Linked DNA regions of Homo sapiens: region 2 is linked to region 1. The links are chromatin loops, found by intact Hi-C in ENCODE. Cell type or tissue: MCF 10A. All regions are shown on one strand.

The links. Hi-C counts contacts between places; a loop is a spot of excess contacts. Peaks named below come from ENCODE experiments on the same cell type or tissue, not always from the same donor. Only the 100,000 strongest peaks of a DNase experiment are listed, where the experiment ranks them.
Region 2: it touches region 1 in a loop (5-fold over the local background); 2 of 110 quality-filtered maps call a loop at or near these places.

The regions. Positions count from the first base shown.
Region 1 is chr10:104,638,918-104,646,917 of GRCh38, reverse strand. SORCS3 (sortilin related VPS10 domain containing receptor 3) reads right to left here and starts at 5,628. Exons shown (of 27, transcript NM_014978.3): 1 at 4,964-5,628. The coding sequence starts at 5,590. In MCF 10A, CTCF peaks have their summits at 4,075 and 7,879; a DNase peak (open chromatin) is centred at 4,077.
Region 2 is chr10:105,687,355-105,695,354 of GRCh38, reverse strand. The region is part of intron 3 of LINC02627 (long intergenic non-protein coding RNA 2627); the gene reads left to right. It also overlaps the pseudogene YWHAZP5. Among named protein-coding and RNA genes, the nearest start is that of LINC02627, 130 kb to the left of the region's middle. In MCF 10A, a CTCF peak has its summit at 3,359 (motif pointing right); a DNase peak (open chromatin) is centred at 3,374.

The sequences.
Region 1 (8,000 bases):
AGAGCCCTATCCAGAGCCTTTTCTCAGTTACCCACAACACCAGGAGAATAAACTTGGTTAGCCAAATTCGATCCATCCCACAGAGCCAGTTCTGCTTACCAGAACTGCCTAGTGACCCACTAGGCACTCACATTCTATATCTCCCACCTCCTCCTCCACAAGGCCTCTTTTCTCCTTCAAACTTACTGCAGAATCCTCCTTTGACATTTTCTCCCTGTAAGGGAAGTGTCTCAAACCAGCCAAGAGGCCAAAAGAAGGCAGAAAGCGGGAAATCAACAGGTAGGTCAAGCCACAGGCCTTAAGTGACTTAGCCAATCTATACCTAGCCTTGGATAAACCACTAGTCTCCAGCCAAATCTTTCTATCACAGAGTGTCTGCTTTGTTGCACCTCTCTGCTCCTTATGAGATGATTCAGGGCCCACAGATCATCCAGTTCCAGGATTCCTTCACTGACAATAGATTTACACAGCCCAAAGAAAAAGCAATTTTCCCTTCTGTCCACTGAGCCTTCCTGCCACTGAAGTCACCCTCCCTTTCCCTTAAATCCAACACCACTGGAGAAGCCACTCCCGGGCATTCCTTCTTTGCCAGCTACAAAGCAAGTTCCAGCCACTGCATTTCTGTAATCATTAAATCAGGCCTCCCAATTAAGGAATCTGCAACTTCTGCTCACCTTGGAAATCACTGAAGGATCTGAGAAGGAAATCACATCCTGTAATCCAGCCATCAGAGAAATCACTGAGCAGATAAATAGGCTGTGCCCAGCTCCTCCTCTCCCTACGGCCCCTCAGACCAACAATGACCAGGAGCAATTAGTACCGTTATGTCCCCATGCATTTCCCAGCTACATCTCAACTGAGATGGTTTCCCCTTGTAATACTAATTGAAAACAATTTTTTTGGCAAAACCCTGAAGAATGGCTTCTGTGGCAAGCTTCTTTATTAAGCCTCCAAAAAGGCAGAATGCATTAAGATATTGTGACACAGGAACTGTGAGCAGGGAGGATGAAGACAAGCAATCCAGCCAAAAGCTATTTGAAAAATCTGTTTGGGAGCCACAATTAGATGATCCAGTGAGTGAAATACAATTAATCTGATCAAATCTGTCACTATTTTGCACATTAGGAGTAAATATTTTAGAACACAGTCCAGCTGAATTAGTTAAGGGTAGGAAATCCTGCCTGGGAGAATCTGTGTTACACCTACTAGTACGCTCAGGGCAGGGTGATCTGGGAGGGCCTAGAAATATCAGCATCTCCCCATTTCTCTTCACCAAGATGCAGTGTTGGGCCCATTAATTGAGAACTACCTGGCAAGTATTCCAAGCAGATACACTGCAGGGGCAGCAGCCTGCAAATCGCTGCCACTTCGAGTGCGCTGCTGGAAGGAAATGAAGACCAATGTGAGGGCAGATGCAGTGTTTTCACCTTGGCACCAGGAATGGGGGCCCCATGAAGGGTTAATCCAAGAAGGAGGGGGTGTGGAGAAGTGGACTGTGCCTTCACAACTTTCCACTCTCCAGAGCCATTTGCCAACTCACTGAGCAAGCAGGGAGGCTTCTTCTTTCATTTGAAGGAAAAGGACAGAATAATGTGTTTTTCTGTTTCCCTGTAAGCCACGGGGACTGGGCTCCCTCTGGGTGTTTTTGAAACACTCTCTAACCCATTAATCACCAGGATTCCAGCTGGAGGCAACTGGAGAGAAAAAATAGCAAATCGCTCCTCCAGAGTAAAGGGTCCAAGGCCAAGTCCACTCACTTTCCAGCCAGAGCACCTGGCAGGCAACATGGTCAAGAGGTGGTACCCAGATCCCATGCCCTCCTGATTCCTTTGCCCAAAGCCAGTTGCACTCCTTCTCCTTTGTCCCCAAAGCCATCTCTTCTCAGTCCTGGGACCAAGGCAAATACCCAGCCCAAGCCTTGGTCAAGGGTCTCCTCCTGCACCCTCAACCACCTGGGGCACACACTGGACCAATGGGGTGGGCTGAAGGCCCTTCTCCTTCATGTCCCACCCTGCATCCCTGACTGTAAACTCAGTCAGAATGGAGTTCAATTTTCAATTTCATAGGGTTACTGAAAACGCTCCCCAAAAGGGAACTCATATCAAGCAATCAGGTGCATCAGAGACACTTGGAAGAAGAGCAAGGAAACCCTCATTGTGTTAAAAATTAAACTGGTGGCCTCCTGAATAAGGACATGTCTAATACTCCAGAAGCCAGAATAAAAGATAAAATTCTCTTTCCACGTCATAAGAGCCTGGAGCTAGGCCCCATGTTCTCTGTTTTACGGACATCTCCCTCCACTTTGAAACCAATGATGAAGGAATCTTCCCAAAGTGTCCTCATCCCCATCACTCTTCACCCTGGCTTTTATTTACAACACCTTCTTTTCCTGCCATCAGGAAAGGGGGACAGGAGAAAAACCAGCTGGGTCAATGTTGCTGAAACTGGTTTCCCAGTGACTCTCCAGGAGATTTCCTTAAAGTCTCAAAGACAGGGCCATGTGAGTATGCTTCTCCATCTTCTTTACACAGGCTCACAGACCTGATAATCAAGGATCTCTCTCTCGTATTGCCTACAAAATGTGGTCAGAAGAGACAGGTCCAGCCTAGGGGCTAAAGAGGCAGTTATTCCCCAGATTGGAGAGAGAGGACAGTGCGTGGCCCTACATCCACCTGTGGTGCTCTTGCATGGGCAGTAAGGCTGGCCAAGAGCACAACCAATAAGTCCCTGTGGGCTGTTCATACATTGTCCAATCTCATTGCTGTCACCAAGGTCTCCAAGCCCAACTGCTCCAGTCCCCAAGCCCCTTTGGCCGTCATTTGACTGAAGAGTCATTTCCCCAGGGAGCACGGGCCAGACCTGCCCCTCACCTCTTCTGCTGCACAACTGCTTTGAAGATGAGCAAAGAAGGCCATGCACAGTTAACTGCTATTTGCAGGAAGCATTTTCTCTAAAGTCCCATCTTCAGAGGCTTTGTAAATACTCAAAAATAATCCTTAAAATAAAAGCAGAGACACAGAAAAACTCTTCAGGGAGGGTGAATTTATATTGTCCTAATGTGGCAGTAGGGAAGCCACAGATGTAAAGACATTGCATCCTCCTCTTCCTAGGATATATTTACTTCCACACATCCTATCCATCCATCCATCCTCCTCACCAAGTAAGAACCCCAACACACACACACACACACACACACACACACACACACCCTAATTATCAAACTAAAATGAAGTTGGGATTCACAACCCCTGCTGTCAGAGAATCAACCCTGAGGTCAGAGAATCTCCCCCCAGCACACACATATCCAAGTCCTCTTGGAAGGGACTTGGAAGTCTTCAATCACCCAGCCCTGCAAAGGCACACATTGTCCACCCCTCTCGCCAGAGCTGTCAGCCCGAGGCTACGGGGGTCTTCATCCCAGGCAGATGAAGCCCGCCATCGCGCTGCTGCGAAGCTGGACTTCACTGGTCCTTCAAGACCAGCATGGGCTACCCAGGCTGGGCTGCCCGCGCTGTGCATCATTAGAAACCAAGAAATCTGCACTTTGGTATTGCTTATGTACTACCTTCTGCGGACCCCTCGCTTTCCTCTTATTAGATACCCAATCCTGGACATCCCAGGCTCTGTTAAAATAAGGCAAAAATTTCCCAGAGAAATTTTGTCAAACACCGGTCATGAAGAGAAATACAAAACGGCAGGGAGTTGCGGGGTGAGTTCCTATCAAATCAGTTCCCCAAGGCTGCTTGTACAGACACCCGTCATCCTCCGCCTGGAGCGTGCACCCTACCCAACGCCAGGTTCTGATCTGAACCATGGAGCCAGAGAAGAGGAAAGGATTTTCCAAATCTGGCTCTAGTAGGGACCGCGGGAGGGAGGGAAGTCGGGGAGATGGTGGGAACCTGTCCCCCGCCTTTTCTTTGCTTGGCTGCACAGCGCTGGGTGCCGGCGAGGTAGGGGGAGCCCCTCCGGGCACGCGCTGCGGGCCGCTGCAGCTGCCAGGCAGGCGCGATGCTCAGTCGGGCGCCCAGTTCGGAATGCCGGAGTAGGCCAGACCGGGCTCAACGACGCCACCTCTCGGTACATCCTTGTCCAGGAGAACCCGGTGGCGGGGAAAAGCGGGTGGAGAGGTGTGCAGGAAGCTCAGGCACCCAACTCCGCTCAGGGAGCCGTTTGTGGCGCAGGACGCAATGGTGAAGTCGAGAGTTTTCTGCTGAGCGACTTCCGTGTGCCTGTGCGTGCGTGAGGGCGAGCGGTGTGGCATGAGCGCTGGATGGGTGTGGAATTTCGCTTCACGCTTTAAACTTTTTTTTACGGCCTCTGCTACGGCTTTCCAGGGCCGCTCCCTGGACTTTGAAGGAGGAACCGGGGTTACCTGAAGGCCAAGGCTGGGGGCCGACTTGGCCGAGCCTCCCTCTTGGGCTGGAGGACTGCGCGCCTGGAGCGGATAGCAGCGACCCCGAGGCGAGCAGGAGGCTGGGAGTCCGAATGGCCTTCCGGGTTCCCTTTCGCGTGACGGGAGGGGGGGTGGGGGTGGGGTGGGGGTAGGGGGAGCCCGGCAGCCGCAGGAATCGGTCTGTTCAGCGGCTCCCGCCCCAAGTCAGCCCTTTTTCTCATCCAAGAATTCAAGCACCCCGCAAACAGGAAAACTGACCCTCCAAGCCAAGTATTGGAGAAAGTGAGCACAGATCCCTCCCCCACTCATCTTTAAGAAGCCCCTTCCTCCACTCCCCTCCCGGCGGCCGAAGCCTAGGGTCTCCAGTAAACAAACACACACAGCGTCTAACAACAAACTCCGTTAACCTGTTGGGGGCGTGGGGGGAATCGGACAAACCTGTTATCTCGAAAAGTCGAGGCGTCCCCCGCCTCGACCCCCGAGCAACTATCTGTCCCTCGCTCCCACCCACCCCCCCATTCCCCTTCGGTGTCAGGAAACAGGCGGACCCGCCGCCGGGTGGGTACTCACGCTGCTGTTGTGTCCCGACCAGTGCACCATGGCTTGGTTGTGGGCCGAGTCCCCGGTCAGCGCGAAGGAGGTGCTGGGCAGCCGGAGGTCTTCAGCCGCCGACCCCCCAGCCCGCGGCGCCTTCACCTCCTCCCGGGAACCCTTAGCAAGGGGACGGCTTCCTCTGGAACCATCGGCCGGAGCAGTGGCCCAGGCGTCCCCGCGTTCCTGGGTGATTGGGGGCTGCGCCCGGCGACTCCTCCTCGCGCCGCCAAGCTTGGCAGGAGCTGGGATGCCCCGGCCCCGCCGCTCGCCTGCCGGTGATGTCCCTCCGGCTTCCACCTGCATCTCACCGCCTCTGCCGCCGCCCTGCTGGGGCAGCAGCTCTGGTCCGGCCCGGCGCCCCAGCACGGCGGCTCTCCGCGCCGACGCCAGCTCCTCCGGCCACTGGCTGGCCACTGCCCGCGGCGAGAGTGGAGACAACGCCGGTGGCCGCGAAGCCGGGGCCGCCGGGCGTCCGGGACCGCCTGTCGCGTCCCAAGTGATCTCGGCGCCGGCCAGGACCCACGTCGACAAGAGTAGGAGCCCCGTCCGGACAAGCGGCGCCCCCGGCCTGCCTGCGGGGCGCTCCGTGCGCGCCGCCTCCATCCCGCTGCGGCTACCGCGGCTCGGGCTGCCGAGTGTGTGGCGCCCGCCGAGGTGCGGGTCCGGCGCGGGGGGTGTGCGCGCGCCGGCGAGCGAGCGAGCGTGTGTGTGTAGGGGGAGTGGGGAGGGGGCGGCCGGGAAGGAGGTGGCTCCGGCTGGCGCGCCTCGCCGGTCCTCTCCACTCTTCCCTCCTAGCTCCCGCTCGCCCGTTCTCTTGTCCAGAGGGTGATTCCAAACCCGAGGAAAATTAATAATTGCCCCTTCGGTGCTTTCTTTCTTAAAATCAGATTCCCCCCAATCCTCCCCACTGAGCTCCTCCAGAAATTTGGTAAAAAGGAGTAATCAAAGGTAATAAGAAAATCTTCTTAAAATATGAAAATCAAGCCGGATCCAGGAGGGGCCGGCAATAGACCCCAATCCCGAGTCTCTCCGAAATCCAGCCTCCAACGTGCTCCCGGCGAAGAGTTGGGAGCCGCTTCTGGACGCGTTTGGGGGTTTACTCTTCGGGCCTGTTATGAGGGGCGGGAGATGGCGCGCGGGGAGGGTACAGGGGTCTCGGGGGAGAAGGAGGAGGAGTTGTGTGCTCAACGCCAACTGTTCGCGTTCTAGAGCCGAGAGGGAGCCAGGTGCCTCCGCGCGGGGAGGCTGCGCACGGAAGCCAAGCGCGGGATGCACCCTGGACTCTGCTCGCCGCTCCCTGGCCCGGCCGGCTCCCGGCCAAACCCCGCCACCCAAGGCCTGCGCCCCCGCGCGGGGGCGTGGGGAATGCGTGCGTGCGCGTGCGTGCGCGCAGGCAGGCGGGCGTGAGGCGAGGGGTTCGCAGGGGGCCGGCGGGCAGACCGGGCGCTGCCGCGTGGGGGCACCTGGCTGAGCCGGGCCGGGAGCGCGGCTGGGTGTGAGGGGGCGCGCGGTTCCGTGCGTGCGCGTTTGCACGAGCATGTGTGCACGTTAGTGTGAGCGATGGCAAGTGGGGCGGGGGCGGGAGGTGTGCGCTCGGCTTTTGGTCGCGTGCGGATCACGCACGGGCTGTGTTTGCATTTCCAGGAGCCTGCGAGTGGTCAAAGAGGCAATGCTGAGAACTAGGCAGGCCGCTCTCGGCAGCCCCCTCCTCTTGGCGCCCCGAGCACCCACGGCCCCCACTACAAGCGGTTAGAACCTGATAAAGCCTCCTAGGGGATGAGGGAAAAGAGGCGGAAGGCCCCGGTGGGATCGGGGACTTGCCAGATCTTCTCGGTTGAGGGATTCTCCTTGCCCCGACCTCCCGGCCAGAGGTGGGGCGAGAGAGTAGTCGAGATGTCTGTTCTTCCAGGGAGGATCCAGACCTCATTTTGCTGCCTAGGATTTTGAGGTCGTGCCCTCACTCTCCCCAGTCCGTTTCTGAACGGACTCAATTGTTTCAAAGTGTCGGCCGCCAGTTAAGAGGGTACTCAGGCGGGAGCCGCGTGGGCTTATCTGGTCCCCAATCCGCTACTGCAGGAGTGTAGCCTGCGCGCTTGGTGCAGCTGAGATCCTTCGTGACCGTAGGAAGAAGGAGACTTCAGGTGGGCTGAAGGGAAATGAGCTAAACCCACAGACGACCTCGAGCTGCGGTTTACAGGCCCCAGGACATGTGGTGTAGCTCGCCGCCTCCGAGAAGCCCCTGGGATTCTAGGGGTTGAAAAGTCTGAGACTAGAGGAGCTAGAGGAGGAGCTATTAAGAAAGGAGGAGGCAGGAGGGAGGAGGCTTAGGGAGAGAGAGACAGCCTCCAGCCCTGCTCCTCCCCTTCGGGAGTAGATAGAGTTCCTCCTCTCTAGAAGATGGTTAAAGTGGAGCGAGAGGGAGGGGAATGCGCGGAGAGGAAAGAAAGGTGAGAGGAAGGAATGAAGGAGAAAATAGAGGGAAAAGGGGAGAGAGGAAAGACAAGATGAAGGAGAAAAGGGGCGAGAGAATGGTGCAAAAGGAAGAGGGAGATAGAAGAGGAGGCGAAAGGGCGCCAGGTAAGAGCCAAGAGGGATGGAGGAGGCAGAAGAGGCGACTGAGAATCTAAGCTGGCCAAGGAAGAAGACATCCAGCGATTCCCGAGAGCCCCCGCCCTCTTGAACTTGCCTTTCCACCCGGTGCCAAAATGGCAATTAGCAGCGGGGGAGGCTGGGCCAAAGAACCAAGCCAGCGACAACGTCCGGCCCAGAATGGTGCGGGTCCTGGCATCTGTGGGTTTCCAAAGACAGGGAGTAGCGGGTATTCCTAAGAAAAGTTCCAGCGCCGCAGGCCCAGGTGGGCGCGGGATCGGGCGCTGGACGAGAGCCGGCCATCCGCGAGTTCCCAGCGCCCCTGCCGGAGGAGGCCCGGCGCTGCAGCCCGAGCCGAAGCTCGGGGTTCGGGAGGGACGCGGTGCTGCTCTTCTCTTCAGGCTCTGGGCGGAGGTGCCACAGT
Region 2 (8,000 bases), 1.0 Mb before region 1:
CCTGCTCCCTGCCACCTAGAAGCCCAAACATGATTTTGGTATGTCACATGTAGGTCGGCTCTGTCCTCATTCCTCACCATCTCATAAGGTCCTCAGCTCTCTTTTGCTGTATTTGTCATTTTCTTATTTTATTCCCTTATCCCTCTATCTAGTTCCCTTATCCCTCCATCTGACTTTTCAACTAGTTTTTTGCTCCTATCAAACCACCTTAGCAATAGCCCTTGAAATGATATGTTAAAGTTATAGTTTAAATATCATAATTTAATGATAATCTTTGAATGATAAGGACCTCCTTTTTCTGCTATTACTACTTAAAGTCATGCCTAATATTCCGAATGTTAATCATTTTGCAATTCTTGCAAAATTTAATGCAAGAGAGGTTGCAAACTTTTGGTGTATGGAAGTGAGAGAATGAATAAGTGGTTTGGCACGGTTTAATTTTGACTGTGGAGTAAAGAGAAGAACCACTCAATCTCTGGAAAACAAAGATTATCATGTGTGATGAAGAATTAATATTAGGGGACAGATATAACACCTTATATATTACTTACTTTAGTCCTTACATATTTTGTAAATGAGGAAAGTTCAGAGACAGGACCAGTAATTTGCCCAAGAGCATATTTGTAGCAAATGGCCGAACCAGGATTCAAATTATTTGTCTGCATTGTTGATAGATGTCTATATAATATGAATTCAGTAGGAAAGGAGGAAGGGTAAGAAAGGGGGTTCAAAAGGAATTCATGCCCCATCTGTATACATCCCCTACAAACTCTCCAAAAAGACTTGAAATTCCAGAATAGAAGTTTCAATTCCTTTGGTTAAAATATTGTTCTGTTAAGAAGCAAATAAAAGCGATGTGGGAAAGATTAACTTTCAGCTCTCTGTCATTGTCACATTCATGACAGTTACCTTTGGAACTCTTCCTGAAAGTTGACTTTAATAATCAAAAGAGCCAGTGTGCCAGAAAGAGCTAGTACCCTATATAAACAGCCTCAGGCTTAGGGCTGAGGTGGGATCTGCTTTAGTATTTTGGTCCTGGCACTGTGTAATGTATGCCTTTCCTAGATGTTCCAAAGGAAGTGGCCATAACTTAAGAAAATCTAATTTGAAAAAGAATTAGAGAAGGATAATCATTGAAACACCTCTGCCCTGATTCAGTATATAATTTAACACTAATTTTCCACTCCTAAGGAGATGTTTATGCCATCTGTTTCGTGCTGTCTACACAGCCAGCTTCACAGTAGTTTATTCTTGGTCTCTTTGAATATACTGCATTTCTTGAGGGTTATTAACAAAAAGGCTTTTTGCTTTCAGATATGGCTCCTGGTTCATAACAATTCAAGAGCAAACAGATTGATGCTATAGAGTTTAAAGAGGTGCCCATCCTAGAACCAAACAAGGACCAACCAAAGATCATAAAGAAGGTCTACAGATTTTAAATAGCTGTTCTTGGAAATAAAAAGAAAAAAAAAAACAGAGGAAGGGAGGAAAGAAAGAAGGGAAGAAAGGAGGGAAGGGAGCAAGGGAGGGAGGCGGGAAGGAAAGGAAAAGTTTATCTTAAAACTCTGTCTTTTGTTCTATACATGGTCTTTGCCAGCCTATTTCTAGAGACTTCAAACAATACTATCTACATAGCCCATATAACTGAGCTGAGCTGAAAGCTACCTCAAGCTCCATGTTTTTTGTTTGTTTGTTTTGTTTTGTTTTTGAGATGAAATCTCACTCTTGTCACCCAGGCTAGAGTGCAATGACGCGATCTCAGCTCACTGCAACCTCCGCCTCGCGGGTTCAAACGATTCTCCTGCCTCGGCTTCCCAGTAGCTGGGATTACAGGTGCCTGCCACCACGCCTGGCTAATTTTTGTATTTTTAGTAGAGACGGGATTTCACCATGTTGTCCAGGCTGGTCTCGAACTCCTGACCTCAGGCTATCTGCCTGCCTTGGCCTCCCAAGGTGCTGGGATTACAGGCATGAGCCACCATGCCCGGCGAAGCTCCATGTTTTTATTGGGAGCTTTTATTTTCTTGTGTACTATCATCAACTTAATGACACAAACAAAATTTGCTCCCCAATACCAAAGCAGTGGGTTTTGTCTTTGTTAGACCTCTAATACCCCAAACTTATTTCCAACTTGGCTGTTGCCTGCAAAGAAACAGAGAAGAGTTAAACATAATGAATGACCAATAAATGTCAACTATGATGATGATGATTGATAATGATAATGATGATTGAGATCATTTTTGCTAATGAATATTTAAAAGACATAATTTATATCATGTGACTGTTGTAATTTCCATTTCTGCATGTACCTTTTTGTCTACTTAATTTTAAAGTCATTGCACAAGTATGCATTTGGGTACATACACATAGTCTACAGTTTTGAAATTTTTCATTTAATATGATCCAAGGAACCTAAAATTTGTCATTTAAAAAATTTCCATTTGTCATTTCTACTTTTCTACCCCCAGGAGAGAAGTAAATAATGCTTCTTTAAAGATAGTATTCCCCAACTCACTCATAACTCACCCAGGGCTCCTTCCATTGCAACCCAAAAGCCTCCCAGAATAGCACTGCTCTCATTCTTGGGAACCTCAAACCTATGAGGATGATGGACAGAATTTTAGTTCTCCATCCTCGGAGAGTTGGCAGAAACCACATTCCTGTAACAAGTCAGAGCCTCAGAGAAGAACAGCATTCTCAATACTTAGTCTCAATACTCAATACTTGGTCAGCTTGTGTTGACTTAAGGGTCTGGGAGTATGCTTGGGGAACTTCATGTCCTCTTTTTAAGAAAAAGGTATTATTTGGAGCTATTAAGTAGTTTCAGAACACAAATTATAAAAGTCATCTACCCTATGTGTTGCATTGGTTTTTTTTTTGTTTTTTTGTTTGTTTGTTTGTTTTTTAGTATTTGCAAAAGTCAATAGGGAAACATACCAAACAAGGTACCTCACATCTTTCTCTGTATCTACAGATCTTCTTATTATGGTGTACATGACAGACACCTACTACATTATGTCCAATAATCAATTAATGAGATGCTATCCCTAAGAAATCTCATGAGCTAGTGACATCAGATGTTCAAGAGGGATAGAAAGATAAATAAAGGTATGTTTGTGGTGAACATGGACTTCGAACCCATTGCCAAATCTTCAGAGTGAGTGAAAATGGAGTTTATTGAGAAAAAGAGTTCATGCACTTTAGACGCTTGGATCCATGTAGCATCCTATAAATCAGAACAGTGGTGGGATTTTAAGTTAATTAGGGCATGATCAAGAGTACTCAAAGAAAGTTTACAAAGACCACCTGCTTGAGGTGCATATGATAAATCTGGGAAAATCCTCCCAGTAGAGGGGGCTATAGGCTTATCAGTTGTACCTGTCACAACATGCAAACAGGGCAAATCTGAAGATTCCATTTATCTGTATATCCCTAGGACATTCTTGCTATAGCAAGATACATATCAAATATATCTATCCTATATCAAATACACACATATCTATTTAACTATTCATCTACTTATCAATATTTTTATCATCATCATCACAATATAGAAATTGGGGCTTGGGTGTGGAGAGTAAACAAAAGGAAGGTTGTATTTAACTCCAGGAAATGATAAGGGGGAAAAGTAAGGAACTGGAAAGAAATATTTTATATAGTTTTCCAAGCTTGAAAAATTCTGAACGTTTACAGGAAGATGAAAAATCCCTGGAGTCATTTATGACAACATAGATGGAATTGGAGGACATTAGGCTAAGTGAAATAAGCTAAACACATAAAGACAAATACTGAATGTTCTTACTGACGTGTGGAGTCTAAAACAATTGAACTCATAGAAACAAATAGGGAAGAGGTGTTTACCTGAGACTGGATGGTGGAGGATTGGCGAGATGATAACAAAGGGTACAAAGCCTTAGATAGGAAGAATGAGTTTGTTTTTGGTTTTTGTTGTTGTGGTTTGTTTGTTTTTTGAGATCTATTGCACAGTGTGGTGAATATAGCTAATCACTGAATACTGCATATTTCAATATAGCTAAGAGAGTAAACCACAAATGTTTTTTATCACAAAAAATGCCAAATATTTGAGGTGATGAATAGGTTAATTAGCTCTATTTAAACATTCCACATTGCATTCAAAAATCATTACATTGCTTTTTACCCCATAAATATATACAACTATAATTTGTCAATATATCATTTTTAAAAATCATTAGAATCCATTTTCTTGGTCCTTGTGGGATTGATAACAAGTTCATGTTGCACATGGAAAGTTCTGACTTACTAGGATCATGATTCCTGAGGTCAAGGTGGAGTGGGATGGTGGCTAATATGCATATCTATTTCCAAGAATCTGGCACTAGCAAGCACTATTCAGGTTGTTTGGAAGCTAGTACAGAGGACCCCTGTGGAAAATGTTAAGGCTGAGGAAGAAGAACCCAGTACCTAGGAATCCTGACTCTAAAGAAATAAGGAGACAAAAGAGACTTATCCAGAAAAGTGATCGGCAAGGTACTTGAAGAAAGCTCTAAAGCTGATTGTTAGTGGGACAGATATAGTTAGTTGTAACAATCAATTGTTTTCTGATCCACATGCAATGACCTGTTGATCCCAGTTCACCAAAGATGGAAAAAAAAAACAAAACAGTAAATCTAACTCATAGGAAAGTCATTAATAATGACAGCAATGATAGAAAATTGTCCCTTTCTTCTCCTGTCAAGTAGGATAGGGTGCTATAGCCATCAAGGCCCCAGGGTTCAGCATGACTAGGATTTGAAGACAGGGCATAACTACTGTGCTAGAGGCTTGAGGTGCAGGAAAGAATAAGGTCAGGAGGTGTCACAATGAAAACCGATAAACAGCTCTAATTGGACCGTTTTAACGGCTCCCAAGAAGATTGTGTAAGGGCCCAGCAATCTCCCATTGCAAGAGAGAATTTTAAAGTCCTGGTAATTCCAGTGGTGGTAGCTCAGAGCCAAACAGATTCCTATCACCCTCAGTTTTATTATTCATACTAAAAATAAAAACACTTCAAGCTACATCTATCTAAAATTAAATAAACAAAAAGTGATAAACTGGCTTGTTGCAGGTTCATGGGTTGCCTCTGCCAGCGAAGACATATTGTCAATTTACTCTGTAAACTTTCCACAGGCGAAGTGGCTATTTCAAAATATTTTCAGTGGGTTCTTCATAACAGAATAGCAGAAATGTGAGATTTGCAGTGACCTTTTCATATGCCTTTAAGAGATTTTTTTGAATTGATCAAGTAAACAAATGGAAAACTTGCTGTTTAATTCAATGTCACTGCTTTCACTGAGTATGATATCCACCCCCTTCTTGCTCCCTGCCCCCAGTGTAACAACAGATTTCGTTACACCCGTTTTAATAAATGGCCAGCATTTCACAATATATGTTTATATTATCTTAAACCTGTAATCCCTTAAATATTTGGAGCATAATAACTTCATGCAAGAGATAAAATAATTTTAGAGCTAATGTAGACTTTAGGAAACATACAGTTAATGCAACCATTTATAGATTTAAAAAATAGGCTAAGAGATATTATTCAACTTTCCTAAAGTGATTCAGCAGAGCCAGAAGTACATTTTAATCTTTTAATTCCAAGTCTCCTATTTTTTTTCTCCATTGCACTTTTATTTGAATGTAATATTTGGGACAATTATCCAAAAGGGCCAATAGTCCCCAGTTTAATCTGCAGTCATAATAAAACAAGCAACAAAACAGTGTTTGGGATTTCAATTTCTCACCCTTATCATCAAGACTCACTACCTCCCATCATCAATATTTATTGAGCATTTACGGTGTACTAGGCACAATAGAACATACAGAAAACATTGTCCCTGCTCTTGAGGAGCTTACATCCTAAAAGAAAAAACACACCTTTTAAAATGGCATTTTTGTCTGGTGTTTTCTGCAGAGTACTGAGGAAATATTTTGTAAAGTGAGCTTTGGGTGTAACTTAGCCCCATCATTATTTAGAGAATAGAGGGAGAGAAAGAGGAAGGATTTTAAAGGCAGACAATGACAGACAATTCAGGATAGGTAGGGTTTTAAAAGGAGATAAACACACTAAGGAGAGATTTGCTGCAGTAAATAGGATGAGGGAAGTAGTTTGTGGGATGCGAGCAAAGGAAGCAGGATGTCTTAGATATTGAGTAGAGCCAGAAAGATCATGCAGCCTTTTTCCAAGTACGTGGCCACCAAGTAGGAATGGCTGGTGACAAGACAGAACGCTAAAAAAGGAAGGTAATCTTGTGCCCTTGACACATAGAAAGAACAAGGGACCAAAATTGAAGGCAAGCTATAAGAGTATCAAGAAACTCTTAGAAACCAAAAAGTGATTTGGAAGCACAAAACATAGTTAATGCTACCCAACGTCATGATAGGCCAAGAACACTGTGGATTCCTAAGTTAGAAAATGCCATATACCAAAATTTTAAATGGAACATATTCCTTTTTTTTTTTTTCCCAATCAATCTCCCCCTCTCCCAGAAAAAATAGGAGCTCATTTTTTTCAGAGTGGGGAGGAAGAGAGGGGATCATGGGACATGGTTGGAAACAGTAGTGATATTAGTAGTATTTTTGTTGTTATGATAAACTTTGAGAGGGGATCTTGGGACATGGTTGCAAACAGCAGTGATATTAGTAGCATTTTTGTTGTTATGATAAACTTTGTGTTTAAACTTGGAAAAGACCATTAGCTGCCAAGAGGGAATAAGGAATAAATTTCAAAAAATCTACAATTTCCTTTAGAGAAGTTTCAGAACCAAAAGACTAAGTTACATGAAAAGCTGTGGAAAAAGTAGTTGAAAAGTCCATTCATAAAACTTTTATTCCAGTTGCATGAATTTAATACATGTGTTCTTAACAATTATGCTTGGATTGTTCATGAAAATTTCATAAGACATTAAACCAAGCTGGCCATCATTTCAAGTTATTTGCCTGTTAACTGTCTTTACAGCACATGCATGTTAGGCAAGTATCAAAAAACAAAAATCACAAAAGAAAAAACCTTAAAAAAAACTAAATACATGGGTTTTTATTTTACTGCTGTGTTTGATATACATGAAGTAATGAATATCAAGCAATTCATTTTTCCTGCATCTTTACTTTTTCATTTGTTCTTAGGTTGCCTAAAACATTTAAATACAAATAAAATAAATGTAGCAAAAATAATGAAAGCTAACAGCAGGTAACTTTACAAATAATGAAATGTGAACCATTTCTGCCCTTATCCAGAGTAAAATGGGTCACAACTTTGTCTAAAGGAACCCTTCTGCAGCTGTAGTCAAAGGTGTGCACAGTGAGATTAAGTATTCCACAGATATACATGGTTTAACATGCGGTATCCATGGGATATCTGTTTCTACCACAGCCTTGTAAGTGCTCCAAACCTTAACGTACCCACAATTACTACACCTGTGACTGGAACCAATGATCCCTTTTATTCCCCACCAGGACAAACCAATATGTAGACAGTTTTCTTTGCTTAGATATGGACGCAGTTTTAACACTCGCCCTTGTGAAGCCACAATGTACCGAAAGTACTATAGCAAACATTTACAACTTGTATAAAAATTCCACATCCCCATATTGGCCACCTCAAGATGAAAACAGATAACTCCCTAAATGTTAACTGGCTCTACTCCCCTAATATATATATATATATTTATATACACACATATATACATATATATGTGTATATATGTATATATGTGTGTATATATATATGTGTATATATGTGTGTATATATGTGTGTGTGCATATATATACACACACATATATATACATATATATATATATTTTGTGGGTGTGTGTTGTGTGAGACGAAGTCTCACTCTTGTCCCCCAGGCTGAGTGCAATGGCGTGATCTTGGCTCACTGCAACCTCTGCCTCCCAGGTTCAAGCGATTCTCCTGCCTCAGCCTCCTGAGTAGCTGGGATTATAGGCACCTGCCACCGTGTCCAGCTAATTTTTGTATT